2 separate regions of the Homo sapiens genome follow, and region 1 is linked to region 2. The links are chromatin loops, found by intact Hi-C in ENCODE. Cell type or tissue: B cell. All regions are shown on one strand. Each heading gives the region's core, and the rest is flanking DNA. Links, peaks and the distances in the headings are about the cores only.

What was found. Hi-C counts contacts between places; a loop is a spot of excess contacts. Peaks named below come from ENCODE experiments on the same cell type or tissue, not always from the same donor. Only the 100,000 strongest peaks of a DNase experiment are listed, where the experiment ranks them.
Region 1: a loop joins it to region 2, with 9 times the contacts of the local background. A loop is called at or near these places in 1 of 110 quality-filtered maps.

Annotation. Positions count from the first base shown.
Region 1 is chr1:67,110,961-67,115,358 of GRCh38, reverse strand. C1orf141 (chromosome 1 open reading frame 141) reads left to right here. Exons shown (of 8, transcript NM_001276351.2): 5 at 1-7. Among named protein-coding and RNA genes, the nearest start is that of C1orf141, 22 kb to the left of the region's middle. In B cell, for the core only: no CTCF peak of the experiment used is centred there; a DNase peak (open chromatin) is centred at 2,658; H3K4me3 peaks cover 666 bases; H3K27ac peaks cover 608 bases.
Region 2 is chr1:66,400,201-66,404,598 of GRCh38, reverse strand. No RefSeq gene overlaps it. Among named protein-coding and RNA genes, the nearest start is that of SGIP1, 130 kb to the left of the region's middle. RefSeq lists enhancers at 3,093-3,222, 3,353-3,402, 3,493-3,572, 3,064-4,263. In B cell, for the core only: no CTCF peak of the experiment used is centred there; DNase peaks (open chromatin) are centred at 1,068, 2,198 and 3,148; H3K27ac peaks cover 1,235 bases.

The DNA.
Region 1 (4,398 bases), core at 205-4,204, 710 kb before region 2:
TCAACAGGTAATGCTTTGTGTAACATATTTACTTCTTTGATTTATTAATGGGTGCTTTATTTATTTTATTATTTACCGATGTGTGTCTTAAAGGTTCTTGATAATTTGATCTCTGTCAAAAGCATTTCCATGAACTATAAAAAAGAACTTACTAAGAAGAAGAGATGTTAAATATCAGAATGGACAATTTATACAATTCACAAAATAGGAATATATTTTTATGTTTATAGTGTTATGTGTTGTTTTCTTCTAGAAAGAAAATCTCTGAGTTTCCTTTCAGCTCAATGCTGAGAATTTCCTTGTTATTGTTTTTTAGAAGTCAAGTATGAACAGCTTGCTTAATAGAAACTTACTTTCAAGTTAGAAATTTTAGGAATCTGGCTGGGTGGGCACGCTGGCTTACGCCTCTAATCCCAGCACTTTGGGAGGCCGAGGCGGGTGGATCCCCTGAGGTCAGGAGTTCGAGACCAGCCTGGCCAACATGGCGAAACCCCGTCTCTATTAAACGTACAAAAATTAGCCGGGCATGGTGGTGCGTGCCTGTAATCCCAGCTACTCAGGAGACTAGGCAGAAGAATCGCTTGAACCCAGGAGGCAGAGGCTGCAGTGAGCTGAGATCGTGCCACTGCACTCCAGCCTGGGTGACAAGAGCGAGACTCCATCTCAAAATAAAAAAGAAATTTTAGGAGTCCGTGAGCTAGGAATCAGCATTATCAGTTCTCAGAGAATTTGAGCTTTTCGTGTTGCCTTCGTTTTTCTCTTTCTCTCCATTATCAAACAATCATTCAATTGCATAATTCTCATCAACCTTCTTAACTGAGGTTTCTTGACTCCACATCACCCCCTATTGCTTAATTTCTCTATTATGCTTCATAACTTGATTTCTCAAAGGATTTGTTATACACATTGTTATTTTATTTCTCATGATTCACTTTCATAATGTCATATTTCCTTATGTGTCTTATTATCTTTGAATGTGTGCTGGACGGTATTTGGAAAATTATTTATAGGAACAATTTGAGAACTAGGGTGATGATACGTTACTCCAGAAAAGATTTTTTTTTTTTTTATTGTTTATGCCAGGTATATGGAGGCAGTACTTGTCAGAACATACTAAAGCATTCAAGGCTTCACTTTCCCTAAAACATCCAGGTGGCAATCTTAACTATTCTAGTTCACCCTAAGGTTGTAACCCTTTTGGATCCCAGGTAAAATGAATAGGTGTGGGGGTTTTTTGTGTGTGGGGGAAGGGAACTGGAGAACATTTAAATATCAAAACTTTGGACCTTTGGTCAGCTTTTTGTTTTTTTCTATCTCAAGCCATGAAGCTTCCAAAACTTGATCTTACCTTCACATCACAAATACTCTCAGGGAAAAAGTGGCTTGGCATGTTGGGCTTCCCTATCTGAGTTCTTATCTTCTCCTAGATTTAAGACCAGGGATCCCTTATCATCTTTTAAGTCAATGATTCTCTTTAGACTTTAAAAAATATTCAATCTAGCCTTTTAAGGTGTTTTCAGCAGGAGGGCTGTTACTAATCACCTGGCCTTCCATAATGGTAGCAAAAATCTCTAATCCATTTTCTTTCCTTAAATCATATAGTGATCTTTTAAAAGTAGGCTGATCCTGATTAAAGCCTCTTCAGCGGATTCTCATTGTACTTAGTATGAAACTTGTACTTCTTACAAAGACCTGGCCGGGCACGGTGGCTCATGGCTGTAATCCCAGCACTTTGAGATGCCAAGGCAAGTGGATCACTTGAGGTCAAGAGTTTGAGGCCAGCCTGACCAACATGGCGAAACCCTGTCTGTACTAAAAATACAAAATTAGCCGGGCATGGTAGTACACACCTGTCATCCCAGCTACTTGAGAGGCTGAGGCAGGAGAATCCCTTGAACCCAGGAGGCAGAGGTTGCAGTAAGCTGAGATTGCACCATTGCACTCTAGCCTGGGCAACAAGAGTGAAACTCCATCTAAAAAAAAAGAAAGAAAAGAAACAAAGACCTGTATATTGTGAACCTTGTGTGTGTATTCAGCCTCATTCCCTACCTCCCTGGCCTTCATTTAAATTGCATCTTCAACCAGGCAGGGTGGTTCACACCTGTAATCCCAGATCTTTGGGAGGTCAAGGTAGGCAGATCACTTGAGGTCAGGAGCTCAAGACCAGCCTGGCCAACATGGTGAAACCCCATCTCTACTAAAAATACAAAAATTAGCCGGGTGTGGTGGTGCACACTTGTAATCCCAGCTACTTGGGAGGCTGAGGCATGAGAATCACTTGAACCCAGGAGGTGGAGACTGCAGTGAACTGAGATGGTGCCACTGCACTCCAGCCTGGGCGACAGAGCAAGACTCTATCTCAAAATAAATAAACAAATTGCAACTTCATTAGCCTCTTTTCAGTACAACTACCAGATTGCCTGAAAGGAATATATATTTTCCCCTCTGCCTAGACACACCAATACTCTATTCATGCAACTTGTAGCTCATTTGCATATTTTGGTTAATGTCATCTGTTCAGAGAGGCGTCCTCTGACTACGCTATCAACAATATACCTCTTTTATGGTTCTCCCTCACCAAAGTGTGTTTATTTCTGTTACAGAATAAATTTCAATTATTCACCCCTTGGTTTTTTGTTTTTTGGTGGTTTTCTTTTTCTGACACGGTCTCACTCTGTTGCCCAGGCTGGAATGCAGCAGTGTGGTCACGGCTCACTGCAGCTTCGACCTCCCTGGCTCAGTAATCCTCCCACCTCAGTCTCTTGAGTAGCTGAGACTACAGACACACCACCACACTCAGCTAATTTTTGTACTTTTTTTTTAGAGACAGGGTTTCACCATGTTGCCCAGGCTAGTCTCAAACTCCTGGGCTCCAGTGATCCACCTGTCCTGGCCTCCCAAAGTGCTGGGGTTATAGGTGTAAGCCACTGCACAAGTCCAATGTCTTGTTTTTTTGTTTGTTTATTTTCCATATTACCCACTAAAATGTATGCATCATTGGGCAGGAGTCACAATTCCAGAGTCCATCAGTGTCTGGCATATAGTTGATCAACAAATAACTATTGATTGAATGACTACCAGACTCCGTATTAAATTTGTTACATCTATTATTTCATTTAACTCAGAAAGTATTTCTATAAGTGCTATTGTTTCCAGTTAACAAATGAGGAAAGTAAGACTCACAGATGTTAAGTAACTTTCCTATGGCTATGGCTATGTAACCCACACAAAAAGGTGCAATTTGGACCCAGGCTATCTAAGTCCAAAGTCTGTATGCCTGACCCCTGCACCATACTTACTTTAAGAATATCCATTGGATGATAATTCAGATTACTAAAACTCATAACTGAATATGAGAGAAATGCAGGTAGAAGGGACTATTTCTATTTCTCTTTTCAAAGGAATTAGCCAAAATATTTTTTGAATAACACATATGATTCTATTTTATTTAGAAATCCATCATTTTCCAAGACAATATAGCTTTATCATATAATAGTAAATAATTGAAAGTTATAGTCTGTTAATAGAAATTCACTTTAAGGCAAATTATTCTAAAATAGATTTAGCTCTAACCATGTACAAGCAATGCATATGTAAGTAAATAAAATTATTCTTTTACATTTCTTAAAAGTTTACTGCAGTGGAGAAAATGGTTGATTGGGTTTAATTAGAAGTAACTTAATAGCATGGAAATACTTATGTTTGTTTCTTTAGAGCCAGTAGAAGAACATCTAAAATCAAGATCTATTAGACCCTATCTTTATCTTAAGGATACAACTGAGGTAGGTGTAATTTGTATACTCAGTAATTACTTAATAGAAATTCAAATTAGTCCTAATAATTTTATATATGCTCCTACAAATCCAAAATTCAAGTGAATTTTAGGATTCAAAATGATAAAATGTTAAAGTGATTTCATCTCTGATATTATGTAAAACTTTATGTATGGAGACAGTAGAGAAGATAATATATTATTTGTTGGAGATATTTCAATACAGTAGAGATTATTGAACATGGTAAGGACTAGCACTTATAAAGTCAGTTAAGACAGAGCATCATAAAAAACATACATGTAAAACTTAAACATCCAAATTTATTAAATAAAAATATATATCAATTTGTTAATCTTTTAATGTGTAACCAAGACCTTTTTTTGAGTATGCTATGTGTGGTGGTTAATTAAATTACATAATTGCAATAGCAACTACCAGAAAGAGGTTTGGAACCAACACTATTGACTCTTGATAATCACTTCAGCAGAAGTTCATGGGCATGCTGAAGAGTGACTAGCTCTGAGCATTGAGTGTGCCTTGGACATCATTCAGTAGTTTTTATATAGGGAACTATAGAGATAAATTAAACCAGAGAATTAGCAAGGGAAAGTCACTTTAGAGAGTC
Region 2 (4,398 bases), core at 291-4,290:
GAGCATATGTCCTGAGTGGAGCTCTATCTCCAGTGCAGTTCTGCACAGTACTGGGTTGTGCGTAGGAACTTAATAAATGTTTGCTTAATAACAGAGAATGAATGAACCCAGCTTTGTCAAAGCAAAACAGATCTGCATTTAAATCCAGGCTACGTGATCTTGGGTCAGTGATTGCACTATCTAAACCTCTGTTTTTCTCATCTATAAAGTAGGAATCAAAATATTTGCCTCATAGGGTGGTACGAGAGAATGAATGCAAAGTGCTTAGCAGGACGCCAGCACATAGCGTGCACCCAATAAATATTTGCTGTATGCTTGAAAGAATGTTTAGTCACAGCGTTGTGATCCATGGGCCTTTGGCCGGATAAACTAGAAATTCATTTTATGAAGCCAGCATAAGAATGGTGGTGGACTAGTAAGGAATCACAAATGGTGACAAAAATAGCAGTTCTCATGGCAGTGAGGGATTGCTGGGCAGAGAATGGTGACTTGTTCCTCTCTTAAACTGTTGATGATTGGGGCGATAGCATAATTTACAATGGTAGAGAGAAGGCTCCTAGGTGAATTGTAGAGAGGAAGGTGTGGGTTGTAAGCACAGGCATTGGAGACAGACGGATGTTTAATATGTGCTAGACACTTTGCTAGGCTACTAAATTGTTTCCTCATTACAGAATAAGGGTGATAATACCTACTTTATGGGGTTCCCTCTGATTAGTTAATATATTAATTAATGTAACATACTTAACACACTGGCTGGCACAATAGGATATGCTTAGCAAAAAAATAGGTATATTGATATTAGAGGGAAAACATTTTGAGGTTTATGGTCCTCATTGCAATTCTAGTGTTTTTTGTTTTGTTTTTGTCTTTTTTGTTTTAATGCTCCCGGTTTCCATAGCAGTCCATACTGTTTTTTTATTCCATCACCTTGCTGTGTGACCCTGGGCCACCCGCTTTTCTTCTCTAGGCCTCTGTTTCCTAGAGAGTAAGAGAGTTTCCTTGTGCAGTGGATGCTGTGGTGTGCCACCTAAATCCCACCTTTAAAACAAAGGCATTCAGTGCCCCCAGTGGTTGCAAACATTGCCTGCTGATGGCCCATAAGTAAATTCCTCTTTGAAAATGGCTCTCTTTACCAAAGGTAACTGCCTTATCCAAGGTTACACACAACCTCTCCCTGGAAGCTGGTCTGTGCAGAGATACGAAGGTCAGAGAGGTTAATCTGAGACATCTCTAAAAGGCCAACCCAGATTCAGAACTCCCCCATGGGATCAGCTTAAACCTCTGTTTCATTCTATTCAACTCTCTCTGCCCAGTCCTGTTTCCCTTGGTCCCTTATAGATGTTCCCGAGAGCACTCTCCAAGAAACATCTGGCAAAAATCTCCCTCTATGAGTCTGTTTCCAGGAAACCTGACCAGTGGCATTTTGGGTAATTTCAGCTTCAGTCTGTCTGATCTCAAAATTATTTTGGTTTGTTGTATTTGGGTTAGGTTATAAGGAATTGAGATGCATTACAGAGGAAGATCAAGGATATCTTCCCGTGAAATCCTTAATACAGGCTCTTTAGAAAATTCTCTGATGAGGATCTTAAACTAATGTGAGAGTGGGGCTAATACTTTCAAGAAGGACATGAGGTTTTAAGCAAGTAGCAGATGTCATTTCGAGCTGCTGACAAAGGATTTTGGAGCTTGAGGCACACGTAGTACACAACTCTATTAGACATGACTTTCAAGGACCTACATGGAAACCTGGACATCAAGCCTGCAGGATAGATGTTGAAAACACTCAAGTTTTCTTCCCCAAAGTGCTGCATGCAGATTCTGCTGAGACTGTATCTTCTTGCCAGCAAGAAGCATAGACATTGGCAAATGCTGCCTCGATTTCAGGACTAGGAAATTATGAAAATCAGCTGGGATAGGGAGATCTGGTACTGTCCAAAAGCACCAGCTTTTGCTGGAAGTTTTCTCCCTGACAGCAGGCATTTCCGTGCTTGGAAGGGTGAGAAGAGCTTGCCTTTTACTGCAGAGATGTAGGGATATTGACCAAGGCAGGATGACCCCAGATGTTCCTTCAGTACCCTTCAGAAAGTGAATAGTGTGCTCAGTCCCTCAGAGTGTGGTAAGAGCTCCTCCAAAAACAGTGTGTGCAAAAGGAGTCACAGCTGCAGCTGGTGTTCGCACTGGTGTCCCTGGGGACCTGACACTTGGAGTCATGTGAGTCCTCTGTCTGGCTCAGAAGCAAAGCTGCAGAGCCAAGAAGCTAAATCCATTCTTCACAAATACTCCCATGAGGGGAGGATGCAAAGCAGCCAGGCTAGACTCATAGGAGGCCAGGATGTGGGGATGGTTTTAGGGTCTAAGCAGATGAGCAGAGAAGGAGTCCTTCTTGCAGGTCTAGGTAGAGAACATTTACCGGAAACTCCTGACATATACAGAGGGGTTAAGGATGTGTCTTACAGTCAGAAAATAGACACTTCCTTGGGCAAGGTATTTAACTCTTATGAATTTATATATTCTCCTTCTGTAAAGGGCATTGGCTTTATAAGTTGCTGTGAGGACTCAGTGAGGTCACATACTTGCAGCATGTAGCACAGGCCCTGAGCCTCAGCATGCACTCTGGAGTGATCACTGTCTTTATCTTCATTCTCCAAGGTGGCTGGAGGTGAGAGGTGCAGGCTGGAGCAGTGTGAGCTCTGGGTGCTTTTAGGACAGGTGTCCACCAGGACTCCATTTAGGAGATCCTGCCTGCAACACATAGCAACTTGTGCCTGGAATTGTTATTGTGTCCAGACTGGGTCATCCTCCTGCCTTTGAAGCCTGAATCACTGTCTTTGACAGAAAAGGATTATCTTTCCCTTCAAATATTCCTTAGTAGTTTATTCTAGTCTCTCTTGACTCCAGTGGACATCTAGTTTAAAATAGCAGAAGCGACTAGCGGAGTTATTTTTCTTCATTATTAATGGCATTATTGCAACAAATTTTGATTTATTGAGTGCCTATGTGCTATCTCATTTAATCTTCATTCTCACTACTGAGTGAGGCAGCTTCGTTACACAGAATGAGTTTAAGAAAAAAGAAAAAACGGGGTAGAAGCAACATAGTAGCCAATAAAGCTGGTTCATGAGTACATGTGGGATTCCACCTGGGGATTCCCAGAAATCACTGGAGCATACTCTACAGGACCATGGGTTTTTTTCATGTGGCAAGAGCAGCCACAGTACATGTTAGGAAGTCTTCTGAAATCTCCTAATCCAAGATTTTATAATTTGGTATAAAACATCTTCAATATCCTTCTCCACATCTCTGGGTCAGGATTTCCCTAAGCCAGAGAAAACAAACTTCAATTCTTACCTTTTAACACTCTCCTTGACATGGGAGTTCACCTCTTTAATTAAACCTTTAGGCCAGGCATGGTGGCTCACACCTGTAATACCAGTGTTTTGGCAGGCTGAGTCAGGAGGATCATTTGAAGCCAAGGGTTTGAGATCAGCCTGAAAAACACAGTGAGACCCCATCCCTACAAAAACAAAACAAAACAAAACAAAACAAAATTTGCCAGGCATGGTGGTGTGTGCCTGTAGTCCCAGCTACTCCGGAGGCTGAGGTTGGAGGATCACTTAAGCCTGGGAGGTAGAGACTGCAGTGAACCCTGACGGCACCACTGCACTCCAGTCTGGGTGACAGAGTGAGACCCTGCCTCTAAAACAAAACAAAACAAAACAAGACAAGACAAGACAAGACAAGACAAGACAAGACAAGACAAGACAAAACAGGCTTAGTCCAGGCATGGGGCTGTGAGGGAGAGAAATAGACTGATCTCAGGATTACTGAGAAACGTCTAGCACTACCTGTGAGAGTCAGAACCTCTTTGAGAGCATTTCTCAAAGCTTTCTTGTGGATTTCCCTCCTGATGCACTCCTTTTCCGTGAAATAAGTTAGAACCTTCCCAGATTTCCTTTGATTTGGAAAGGTCCCTAAACACAGGACCTGGCTTCTTTCCTTCCTTTTGTCCTCTTTTCCTTCCTTTCCCTTCCCTTCCCTTCCCTTCCTTTGCTTTCCTTTCCTTTTTCCTCCCCCTCCTCCTCCTCCTCCTCCTCGTTCTTCTTCCTCTACCATTCTCTATCTTTGTGCATTTGGGCAAATGACTCACCTTTCCAAACCTCAGTTTTTCTCTCTAAAATGTCTGAGGTAAATTCTAACATCCCTTTCAGTCCTAAAATCAAAGTTCACACTAACACTCAGAATAGTAAATAAGAACTTGGACACTGGAGTCAGGACTGGGTTTGAAGCCCAGGTTTGCAACTTACTGCATGATCTTAGGCTAGAAGGGCACATTCTTTGTACCTTCATTTCTCTAATATGGAGAGAATGCTGACCTACGGTGAGCAGGATTTGGTGTGA